Regions from separate parts of the Mus musculus genome. Here region 1 is linked to region 2. Evidence: chromatin contacts called from ENCODE Hi-C data. All regions are on one chromosome and are shown on one strand. The core of a region is the stretch at or near the end of the contact, and the rest is flanking DNA. Distances in the headings are between cores, read along the strand shown. Region 1 holds the start of Taco1 (translational activator of mitochondrially encoded cytochrome c oxidase I). Region 2 overlaps Msi2 (musashi RNA-binding protein 2).

The links. A loop is a pair of places that touch in the nucleus more often than their neighbours do.
Region 1: a loop to region 2 is called in a map of T-helper 17 cell, with 18 times the contacts of the local background. The contact joins the promoter of Taco1 here to the enhancer-like site in region 2. A Hi-C loop is called at or near these places in 2 of 37 maps with a recorded cell type or tissue (T-helper 1 cell and T-helper 17 cell).

Annotation. Positions count from the first base shown.
Region 1 is chr11:106,064,151-106,070,436 of GRCm38, reverse strand. Taco1 (translational activator of mitochondrially encoded cytochrome c oxidase I) reads right to left here and starts at 4,346. Exons shown (of 5, transcript NM_027346.2): 1 at 3,919-4,346; 2 at 825-931. The coding sequence starts at 4,189. It overlaps Taco1os (a long non-coding RNA gene), which reads left to right and starts at 4,396. Exons shown (of 3, transcript XR_003949781.1): 1 at 4,396-4,555; 2 at 5,141-6,286.
Region 2 is chr11:88,634,122-88,640,445 of GRCm38, reverse strand. All of the region lies in intron 5 of Msi2 (musashi RNA-binding protein 2), which reads left to right. Among named protein-coding and RNA genes, the nearest start is that of 0610039H22Rik, 18 kb to the right of the region's middle. Within about 2 kb of position 1,330, at least 1 of the 3 ENCODE cell types and tissues checked has a DNase peak (open chromatin) inside an H3K27ac peak, as active enhancers do.

The sequences.
Region 1 (6,286 bases), core at 3,097-5,596, about 17 Mb before region 2:
ACATACACACACACACTCACACACTCACACTCATACACACACACATACACACACTCACACTCATACACACACACATACACACACTCACACACACACATACACACACACACACACATACACACACACACACACACACACACACTATTTCAAATTAAAACAACAAGAAGATACTCTTAACTCGTCAAATTCCTAGCTATTCCGGAGAAAGACGTGTTGGAGGCCAACACCTCCCACTGTCATCATTGCCCTTAACCTCTCTTTTCACTGGCTTTCCTTCTTTAGACATAAACATTTGAAAAGAAAAACAATCCCTATTCCAACCTAATGTCAGGGCTTTCCCCAGTCTTACCTGTTCTTTCTACTCTAATGCAGCTCTCCACTGTATAGGTCTCCATGCTGTCTACCTAGCCTATCCTGGTCATGGGCCTCCAGCCCACCAGTTTTCAACCTGTGGGTCTAAACCCCCTTGCAGGGGCAAATGACCCTTTCACAGGGCTTGCCTAAGAACATCAGAAAATACAGATATTTACATGACAATTCATACCAGTAGCAAAATTACAGTTATAAAGTAGTAACGAGATAAGTTTATGGTTGGGGGGGGGGGTCCCCAACACGTGAGGAACTGTATGAAAGGGTCACAGAGTTAGCAAGGTTGAGAACCACTACTCTAACTAAAGGCCAAGGGTAGAGAATCCCCAAAGGTCTCTGGGTTGAACTTGTCAGCCATGTTCCTACCCTTCCCCCCTGACAATTTAAGGAGTCTGTGGTGGCTTTCCAAACATATACTCTCTGGGGGCTGTGGTGAATAATGTCTAAGGACACACCTCTGTCTTCAGTGCTGACTCGATGGTTGACTTGGGCATATTCTTGCTGCGACACAACTCTAAGATGTTGGCCAGGCTGCTGTTGTTCTCAGGGTTAGGGCCTCCCTCTGGATAAGGAGAGAAGAATGATCAAAAGCCTCTCACCACAGTATAGGAGAAACAAGTGGTTTCCACCCTCTCCAACCCCAAAGCAATGAGAAATGACTCTTTGTCAGAATACTAACATTATAATGAGGTGTGTAAAGTCCTGGCTGTCAACTCACTTTGTAGACCAGGCTGGCCTCGAACTCAGAAGTCCGCCTGCCTCTGCCTCCCAAGTGCTGGGATTAAAGGTGTGTGCCACCACAGCCTGGCAGAGGACAAAAGTATCAGAATTTGATCCCTAGATCCCACATATAAGAAAATGCCAGCACCAGTTTATAATCCCAGAACCAGGCAGGCAGATACAGATCCTGTGACCACTAGCCAGCTAGGCTGTCTATTTGGTAAACTCTAGGCTAGAAAGAGCCCTGAATTAAAAATAAAAAAGCCAGAGAGATGGTGGTAAAATTGCCTAATGTGCAAGCCTAGTGACCTAAGGTCTATCCCTACAATCTACTCATAGGAGGAAGGAGAGAATCAGCTTCAGAAAGTTGTCCTCTGCCAGGCTGTGGTGGTGCACGCCTTTAATCCCAGCACTTGGGAGGCAGAGGCAGGCGGACTTCTGAGTTCGAGGCCAGCCTGGTCTACAAAGTGAGTTGACAGCCAGGACTACACAGAGAAACCCTATCTCGAAAACAAAACAAAACAAAAATAAAGTTGTCCTCTGATTTCCATGTGTGCTGTGGCTGGCACAACACACACACACACACACACACACACACACACACACACACAGTATTTAATCTAGATAAGCATATTGGCGCACACCCGTAACCCCACCACTCCAGAGGCTCAGCATGTGAACTACATAATGAGTTCTGGGTCCGTTTCAGTTAAGAGTGAGATTCTGGCTGGACATGGTGCTGAACACCTTCAAACCCTGCACTCAGGAGGCAGAGGCAGATTCCAGGTCAGCCAGGGCTACATTGAGAAACCATGATTCAAAACAAACAAACAAACAAACAAACAAAAAAAAAAAAGAGTGAGACTCTGTCATAAACAAACAAACAAACAAACAAACAAACAGAAAGTACTTGATTTAGTGATTCTATTGGAATAAGGAGAACTATTTTAGGGAAGAAGTTTCTTTATTGGTGGGTACAGGCGATGGAATTCAAGGCCTCATCCATGCTGAACACTGGGCTTTATGCCTGGGCTAGAAACCCAACCTGGATAAGAAGTTCCTAATTCAGTCTGTCTTGAGGGATAGTTATCATGTTGCAGGGTTTCAGCAAACTCCATTTCTGTCAGCTGAAACAGTTGAGTGTTAAGATACTTGCTCTTACTGTCTGAGTTAATGCACTCCCTGAAGTGCTCACATAGGACTGGGCTCAGCCTCTGTTCAGCCTCTGGGGGAGGGGGACTATACAGGATGTTCTCTGTAGTATCCCCTCCTGGGTCAAAAATAATGTTGGTTAAATCAAAACTTCCTTAGAAAAGGAAGCAAAGAGAAGCATCAGACACAAGTTGTAGGGATAAATTAACATTAGCTTATTGCCTTTTGCATGCCGCAAGCCACCTCAAAGTGGGTATTGTCCTTGCTTTACAGAAAATTAAAATTCAGTAGTTAAGCCACGGGTTGAAGGGCATTGAATCAACCTAGCCAATACATCGTTCACATCTTCCTAACTCCAGGTCCACACTTTTCATAGGATTTTCCCCCCTCTACTTCTACCAGCCTGACACCGAAGTGAGAATCACTGAAGCGACGCATGGTTCCAAAACTGACTTTCCAAGGAAATGTCTTAGGAGCTCTGATGAGGGAAAAGGAAGCGAGAAATGGCTTGTCTCAGCATGCCTGTCCCAACCTTCAGTGGTAGTAGAAGCAGCTGCAGAGCGCATGGTTAGTCCCTTCAAGAAAGGCACTTTCTTTCTCTTTCTTCCTTACAAGACCTGCTCATGTGCTTGCATGCATGATGCATGCAGTGCCTGAGGAGGCCAGAAGAGAACATTGGGTACCTTGGAACTGAAGTTTAAGGTAGTTGTTAGATGTCACATGGGTGCTGGGAAACAAACCCAGGTCCTCTGCAAGAGCAGCAAGTGCTTTTAACCGCCCAGCCATCTCTCCAAGCCCTGACTTGACTCTTTATGCTTTATTTTTTCCTTTTCCCTCTTCCAGTCATTTTATTTGATAAATATCTTTAACTTTTTAAATCGATTCTTTGTGAATTTCGCATCATGCACCCCAATCTCACACTGATCCTGTCATCCCTCCAGATCCATCCTCTCCACGCTTGCAGTCTCCCTCCCCTAAACAAAACCAAACCAAACCCATCCCTGATGTAGAAGCAGAAGCTGCGGTGTTGTGGAGTGTCACACTGGATATTCTTTTGTCCAAACAGCTTCACTTGCAAATGTCCATTGCCATGAATTATTGGTCTGGTTCGAGGCCTCCGGCTTCTGCCACACTTTCTTTTTTTGTTTTTTGTTTTTGTTTGTTTGTTTTTTGTTTTTTGTTTTTCGAGACAGGGTTTCTCTGTGTAGCCCTGGCTGTCCTGGAACTCACTTTGTAGACCAGGCTGGCCTCGAACTCAGAAATCCGCCTGCCTCTGCCTCCTGAGTGCTGGGATTAAAGGCATGCGCCACCTCGCCCGGCAAAATAAAACAAAGGTTCGGGAGCGGAAAAAGACCGGAACGACACGGGAACCCGCGACCGGCACCGACAGAACCAACTCGCGGAAATCGGGCAAGCCGGCCGCGCTGCCACACTTTCTTAAGGCGTATTTCTATGAAGTACCTTCTAACTATACCCTTAGATGAAGTCATTTTTATCTAAGGGCGGGTCTCTGAAGGTCTTTGAAAAGGAAAACAGGTATATCCAGTGTAAGTAAGTGCTTTGAGGGTTATGAGTAGGACAATTATGACAACTGGGGGTTGGGGGGACGGTCCTAAATGAAGCCTTAGGCACCTAAAGAGCTTCAGTGACCAGCAGTGAGGACTACCAGGTTCTCACCTTTAACCGCCAGGCGGATACTGAGAGTGAGTTTAGAGAAGATTCGACTCCTTTCCATGTCCTTGGGGCCCTTGATGTGCCGGACTTTAGACCACTTATTGTGTCCCGCCGAGGCCGTCGCGCTGACATGCAGCGTCCTGTGTGGCGCTGCACCACAGCCGGGGTTTGCATGCTGGGAGGCGCCCCAAGGACCCACGCGGAACCCGAGGCATCGCACACGAAAGCACGGGACAGCGGTCATTCTCAGGCTGGCGGCAGCCCAAGACATCATCTGCTTCGACAAGGGGCTGCGCGGTGCAAAGATGAGCAGCTAAAATCAGCCCGTCTAGTCCGGCCCCGGAACAACCCGGTCTGGACGTTCAGACCGCTGCTACAGCTCTCCAGAAACTCAGAGGTTCGGCTCTTCCTGACGCTGCACTGCCTTGAGTGACCGCGAAGGAGCCGGGCGCGGGGACCCTAAATGGTGCAGTACACTTCCTTTGCCCGGTCCGCCGCAAAAAGACGTTCCCGGATTCTGCAAAGTTGGTTCCGCTGCCTCGCGGTACTCGTTCCAACCCCGCCCCTGCCAGGAGTGACGCAACCCTTCTTTGCTCCCGGTTGCTTGGAAACGACAGATCACCTTCCCGGAGAGATTCAGGTGACTGACTTTCCTTCCTAACTGAGCAAGTCCAGAATAAGAATTGTTTGGTTGAAAAAGAAATATGTAGTTCAGTCGGTTCATTTTACAGATAAAGAAACCGCCGCCAAGGTTGCCTGTTTAAAAAAAGGAAGCAATAAACAAAAAAGTACTAAATGCTGGGCGTGGCAGGCCATGTCTGTGATTCCAGCACTTAAGAGGCGAAGGAAACCTTAGGACTTTGTCTCAAAAAAAAAAAAAAAGCAAAAACTTTAATTAAAACAAACAACGACAAAAAAAAAAAAAAAAAACAACCAAACAAAATAAGCCACTACCCCACCAGCCGACGAGAAGCGATTTGCCCAGTCATTTAAAACTTTCTGATTTAGATTTCATTTCTGTAAACAAGGATGGCATTGCCTGTTTTGCCAACCCATACTGGACAAAAGATCGGGCCAGCCTTTGAGTCAAACTGCTATCTTCGTTTTCCATCTGTTGTTTTAAAATTAGTTTAAGTATTTTTAATATATGTGTATGGTTGTTTTGACTGCATGTATGTCTGTGCGCTACATGTGTGCCTGGTGTTCTCAGATATTTATTTTACAGATAAAGAAACCGCCGCCAAGGTTGACATCAAGATAGCCTGGAACTGATGGTTGTGAGCTGTCACATGGAGAATCGAAATTGAACCTGGGTCCTCTGGAAGGGCAACCAATATCCTTAACTGCTGAGCTATTTCTCCAGCCCCTTCCACCATCGGTTCTCTTGGCAGAGAAAACAAGAGAAAAAGGACACTATGGAAAAATAAAGAAAAAATAATGTAGCAGCTGCTTGAAACTCTTTAAGAGCTCTCTAGGGGGGGGGTGAATTAAGTCTCAAGAGCGTAACACATTTAAAAAAGCAGGTCAGTGTGAAGGCAGTTTGAAGTCTTGCTCTCTAAAGTTAGGCTGGATGAATTCAAAGTGTGTTTCTGCCATTTAGTAGTGCAACCTTGGGCAAGTTCTTTACTTTCTGTTTCCTTCTACAATGGCCTTGAATAAGCAGGATGAGGGGAAGGGCACGGACACAGATTTTATATTATTTTTTAAAAGATTTATTTTATTATTATACATAAGTACACTGTAGCTGTCTTCAGACACACCAGAAGGCATCAGATCTCATTACTGATGGTTGTGAGCCACCATGTGGTTGCTGGGATATGAACTCAGGACCTTTGGAAGAGCAGTCAGTGCTCCTACCCACTGAGCCATCTCTCCAGACCCCAGATTTTATATTCTTAGTGGATATGTCCAAAATTAATCTACTTACCTTTCATTCTCATGTATGTCTATGGGAGGGCATTATGTTAGCTGTTAGATTATCCTTGTGTTTCCTTCCTAGTTCCAGAATAGCAGCTGGCAGCCACCAAGCACAACCTGAGTTCTTTTTTTTTTTTTTAAGATTTATTTATTATGTGTAAGTACACTGTAGCTGTCTTCAAACACTCCAGAAGAGGGCATCAGATCCCATTACAGACGGTTGTGAGCCACTATGTGGGTGCTGGAAATTGAACTCAGGACCTCTGGAAGAGCAGTCAGTGCTCTTAACTGCTGAGCCATCTCTCCAGCCCGTGTTTTGTATTTTGAGACAGGGTTTCTTTGTGGAGCCCTGGCTGTCCTGGAACTGACTGTGCAGAGCATACTGGCTTCCGACTCAGAGATTCATACACCTCTGCCTGCTGAGTGCCAAGACTAAAAGCCCACGCCACTGCTA
Region 2 (6,324 bases), core at 81-2,580:
TGCCTGGGTGCACATGTGAAGGTCAGAGGATAACTTCCTGGAGTCATTTCTGCCCCCATCGAGGGTTCTGGGGATGAACTCAGGTCTCCAGGCTTGCACACTTTTGCTTGCTGAGCATCTCACTGGCCCTTAAGAACATTTAAAAAGAAAACTTAAGATCATTCCTGTAAATGAGACCCTGCTGCTACTCTCTAATATCCACCTGTATTTCTTGGAAAGTTGTGTAAAAATGACAACCATTTGAAATAGCCTTGAAGTACCCCATTTTATGTGAATTCTTTTTGATAAAAAGATTTGTTTTATTTTTCCTGAGGTGTATGTGTTTGGGGCTTTGTACACATGAGTGCAGTGTTCTCAGAGGCCAGGAGAGGGCGTTGGGTCGCTGGGGGCTGGAGTTGTAGGTGGTTGTGAGCCACTGGATGTTGGTACTGGGAACTGAACTCTGTCCTCAATAAGCCGCAGATGCTCTTTACTGCCAAGCCACCTCTCCAAGTCTTTGTTCATTTGTTTTTCTGAGACAGGGTTTCTCTGTGTGGCCCTGGCTATCGTGGAACTCACTCTGTACACCAGGCTGGCCTGTGTTTCTGTGTGAACTCATAAAGATCAGCCTGCCTCTGCCACCTTTGACCCTGTAGCCTTTCCAAACTTGTAGCCATCCTTCTGCCTGTGGCTCTAGAGTACTAAGCCACAGGGTTGCAGCAGCATGTCTGGCTTCAAGACCAGGTCATGTCTCGTTCTTGTTTGAATCATGAATTGGACATTTTTTACAAAGTGTCCTGTGTATAAAAGGAATTCAAGCCATGTCAGCCTATCAGTATTTGAATTATGGGACCTATATTCCACGATACCTTTTTAAAAATGACCTTAACCATTGTTTTGATACAATGAATGCAGGGCTGGGAGCTTAGCTGGTAGTGTGCTTGCCTAGCGTGCACAGTTCTGTGGGTTTAATCATCAGGTCAACAGAAACCAGCTGGTATATGCCTGCAATCCCAGAGGCAGGGGGATCAGAAGTTCAAGGTCACCCCCAGCTACATAATGAATTTGACACTAATCTGGGCTACCAGGAGGTTCTGTCTTAAAAGGGGGAAGAAGCAGAGAGTGTGCCCAGTGCTTCATCTGCCTGTAGGAATTCTAAGTGAAGGAAAGAAACAGGTCTATGCCCAGGCCTGCCTGGGTCACACTGCTCTCTGACCTGTCTCTGTACTGTAGGAGCCGCTTTTGCAGGCAGTGTGGCAGAGCTCTGACTTTTCCACTTGTGGTGTTGCCATTCTGGGCTCTCTAATTGGGGTCATTCTGTCTGCGTGACTGTAACTGGGATGTCCTGCAGTTTTTTTTACCAACACCGTTGCTGGAAGCAGAGGAGCGGGCATTTGTCCATGGTTTCTCCCTTGGCAGGGGATGTTTGTCTCTGGTTTCCCACAGTAGCTGCTTCTGTGCCATTATCGGAGAATAGCATTGCTAATGGTCAGTTCTTCCACCAGTCACCCAAGCTGTCCTTTGGACTTTCTTAGTGTGTTGAATTCCTAGTCTGACTGTACTTTCTTCTTCTGGTCACTGCACCATCCTTAGCCCAGGCCCTGCATGTGGCTCAGCGCTGGTGAACAGAAGGCCCGTTTGGTCCCTTCTTCCTGCAGCTCACAGCCGTGTGCACAGGGGTGTGTATAGCTGCTCTAAGCTTTGCTGCACATTTTCTCAATGACTTGTGGGTACTGACTCTGTAATATAGAAGGGGAATAGGTGGGCATTGCTGTAGGAAAGAACCATCTATTCCCCCACATGGTACGTTGTTGGTATGCCTGGGCACTTTCCTGGTACTTGCAGCAAGCTTGGGCATTCCCAGGGTCCCAAGTGTGGGCCTCTTAGTTAGACCAGGGACTGAGAGTCACAGGAGGTGGGCAGGTAACAGTTAATGCCTGAGTTGTCCTCTGAGACTAGAGGCCACTGATAAGACTCAGGGAAGTCACCTAATGGAGAAATAACATGACTCAGTTGGTTTTTTCCTCTGTACTCCAGGTCACCTCCTTTCTCAGTATTGTGGCTTCTCCCTGTTTTGCCACCACCACCGTTTCAGTCAGGATGGGTCTGCTATTGCTCATTGGTGTTAACTGTTAGAGGTGTTGCCTGTATGTCTCCAGCCCACATGAAGGGCTACAAACGTCATTTCCAGTCCAATGTCTTCTTGTCCTTGCTAGAAGGCCAAAGGAGATATTTGGGGGTACAGAGAAACCTTGGAGTTACTGGAACAGTCTGTCTCACGGTGGTCCTTCCTTATGGCTCTCAATTACTCCTTTTTTTCTCATGCCACCCTGGAAACCAGTTCAATGACTATCAGTCACCCGCTCCTCAACCCACCTACTTCCTCTCCTTTTGATGACCAATGCTGTCTGGCTTCTGATTCAGAAACCGGGGGGGGGGGGGTCCATATGTACTGCGAGGATAGGAGTATGTGTCCTTGAGCTGGTCAGAGAAGGGGGAACAGTTGTAGAGACTGTAGCTTAGCAGGGAGAGCATTGGAGATGTAGGCGTTCTTCGTGTAGCACAGCTGGGGGGCAACATTTAAATCTTCTTCCTAATTAACATTTATGAGAGATCCCGACAGTGATCAGAGAATTGACAGTGATCAGAGAATTTACGGGAAGGCTCTTGACAGACCAGGGGGAGAGGAAAGGAAGAGAAAGCTCTGCAAAGAGGGGCTTTACCAGGGTGAGCTGTATACATTTGTGTCCAAGTACTGTGGAGTGCATAACAGTGCTATAAATACGTAAGTAGACAAAGAGACCACTTTGTATCAGTTTTTATTACAATCATCAAGTTGGTGCACAGGTGTGCCTGATTTGCCGCTTGCCTGTCTGCATGTAGTTACTGCTGGCCAAACTGAGCAGATGAACGGTAGAAAATACTTCCCTTTAGGCCTTTTGAAGCTAATTTGAGGAACACGTATATTTAGAAACCCAAAGGAGTGTGTAAGAAGCCAAAAATGTGACTTTTCAAACCTAGGGGCCGTCCAGAATCCAATAATACCTGACCGTATCTCCTTTGATGCCCATTGAGAAGAATTAAGCATTGAGTGACTCGGTGGCTGTCCTCTTAGTGAATTCTTGCTGGCTGGTGCCATGGAAATTATAAACAAACCATATGGAAGCGTTTGGTATTAAGCATTTTATGTTTTCCAATGATAGTTATTTTGGGTATAATCTTAGCAAAATCTCCTGTTAATGACTGGTGTGTTTCCACCTGAGATTGTGAATGCTCCAGTGCCTGTAAACAGTGCCAGGGCGTGTGTGTGTGTGTGTGTGTACGTGCACCTGCACGTGCCCACTCAGAGGAGGCTAGTGCCATGAACCATATTTCATGGTCTGATAGCTTTTATGTTATTTTCTGACTTCAATTCCAGGCGCAGAGCTGTGGAATAGCCTTGTTACGGCTTATGCTTATTTGTCCTGAGTGAATGCCAGTTTCTAGTATGTCCAAGAAAGTGATGTATCTGGAAACATAGGGGTCCTGGCTGGCCTCACCCTGCAATTGGCCCTCAGAGACTGCTCCAGGATAGTTGATAGCTCTGCCTATAAGGCTCATGGTCACACAGTACCTTCCTTTCCAGCCACTTCTCTTCACACCCACCATTTAGCTTTGCTGGGTGGGGAAGCCTCTGTGTCCTTGCTGAAGGGACTCCCTGACCTGGGCACACTTATATTCAGCCTCTTGTTTGGCTTAGGCATCCCGGGCCTTTAGCCCCTCCTCCTCTGCCTCTTGGCTTAGGCATCCCCCTTCCCTTTTCCCCTCCTCTTCTGCCTCTTGGCCTAGGCATCCCAGGCCTTTAGCCCCTCCTCCTCTGCCTCATTTGTTCTTCATGTCTTCTTCACCCATAGTGCTTATGAGGTTTCGTTCACTAACTGCCTCGTGTTAGCCAGGGTGCCAGCAGGGTGCATGTGACTCATAGAACAGGTCACCTGCACGGTTTATGAGGTTGAGATAGGGGTTGGTGCTCCCCGAAGAGTGATGCTAAGTCCAGTAGTGCGGAGTAATCACAGCCCCTTTGCCAAAAAGGCCATGGCTAGAATTGGGTTATAGAGAGAACTCCATAAAGGAGCTCTGAGTGCAGAGAAGAGGCAGGTAGCCCAGCAAGCAGGGATTGGACCCTACTGCCCAGCCTCAGCTTTTCTTCTATCCTTCTCTGGATGCCGACATCTGCTAGCCAGGACCACACAGAAGCTGGGGAGTCTGGGAGACCACAAACCTCATTCTATGGAGGATGGTTCTGGAGGGGCTGGTTGAGTGTGGGCACCACAGCCCCATAATTTCTTTTGGGAGGGTTACACCAATAGCAGCCACAGAAGTCACCTCTGCTCACTTGGTGTCTCAGTCACAGGATGGTGGGACAGGGGCTTGGCCCCGCTCTGGTCTATATGAATACCTTCCATTCTGCAAATCAGTGTGCCATTCTAGCAAAGTCAGGGTGCTCGTGTAGCTTCAAAACAGACTCTCAACTTCCTACCCTTCCCATTTCGGAACCTTCTAGCCTGGGTTTTTTCTTCATATGAGTCCTGGCGTCCCCACTGACCAGGTCAGTGCCGGACCACAGTTTGTGTTGATGCAATGAGTAGGTAGGTGAGTGAGGGGACACAGGGAAGCAGGTCTAATACGAGTTGTGCTCTCATTCAGTGGCTCCCTCTCACCCTTAAACCATGGAAGGCATCTGAAGGAGCCCAAGAAGGTTCGAGTTTCTTAGCCTGATTTATTAACTGTGTTGTTGAACTAAGGTTTTTTCCTTACCAGCCTACTTCTGAGATTCAGCAGTTGTGTGAGGTCGTGGGCCGCCTACCATCTCTTTTTGGGGACCTCCCTTTTTCATATTTTTCCCAGTAAAGAAATCTATGGCCACCAGTTCTATTTATAGTAGACCCCTCCTTCCCGTGGGGGATCCTCAGATGCCTGAAAACATGGAAACATCCTCAGATGTCTTATACAGTATATACAGTTTTTTATAAATTTAGTAGGGATTTAACAATGAATAAAACTGGTTAATTTTTAGAATACACTGTCCTAATAGTTATTTAAAGCTTATGAGTCGTTTCTATAATTTTTCATGTATTATCTTTGGGCCAGTGTTGACTGTAGGAGCTGAAACCACAAAATGTACATCAGTGGAACACTGAACGAGGCAGAGCTACTGTGTGTTTTGATTTCTGAACCAAGAACTCCATCTCTTCTTTGATTTAGACACAGGGTTTGGGGGGGAGTTGGAGAGAAATAGGACCTTAGGGCCTTGGAGAAGAGAAGGGAGACAGACAGGAATGGAGGCTTCTAGGTGTCCTTGCTCCTCATGGGACCCTGTGTGCATGGCCTTGCCCGCCAGGCTGCATGGTGTGACTCCTCCTGCTCCTCTGTGCTCATGCATGATGTGATTCTGGGACATTTTATTGAGGGGCTGAGGGCAGGGTGGGGAAGGTGTGGGGGATCCCCAAATGACTGGGACATTGCAGTGGCTGTTGTTGGCCTAGAGTCTGGCCTTAGAAGAGTCATCTCATGTGTCCAGGCTCCCTTGGCCTCTTCCTGGTCTGCATGGGTTTAACTTGGATGGAGTCCCTAAGCTAGCAGTCACTCTGGCCAGAAGGGCCCCTCCCTCCTTGGGCTCTTCTAAGGGTTCTTAGACCTTCCTGGACTCTCTGCAGTTTCACAGTGTGGTGCAAAGGATCAGGGCGTGGAAAGCAGGAAATTAGTAATGACTGGACTTGGTGAAGGGAGAGCCTTGTCATTTTAAAGAAATGCTCCAAAGTTAATTGGTTTCCTGATCCTTGGCTTTATTCTGATGAAGCCAGAATGAGAATTCAAGATGGAGAATTTCCCACTGTGACACCTTTTATTTCTGGAAAGTTGAGTCATTTAATGATTTGAGTATCAGCAGCCCACTGGCCCATCTTTCTCCAGACGGCTCCCGAAAGTGTGTTCTCTTCCAGAGAAAGACACACTTCGTTCCACTGGTTTCTTTCCAGTTCAGGGAGAGTCTGGATGCCTATGTTTCCCAGCCTATTGCTGGACCTAGACTGGCCAAAACTGGATGGGCTTTTGGCTTCAGCCTTCTGTTCCCGCTGAAGTTCTCCATAATCTCTCTGCGGGGAAAGTTGGAACAGGTATGGACGTGCCTTCCTCAGTGGCTGGAGGTCCAAGGATGGAGTTGACCAGGCTGCAAAGCCCTGCTGGGTTTTCTCGGCTTGTATTAGGATGCATGTGTACCAGAGGACCTTCTAGGAGTGGGTGGCTATTGGTGGGCTTGGTGCACTAATGCATGACACAATTTGGGACAGAGAGGAACATCTTTTT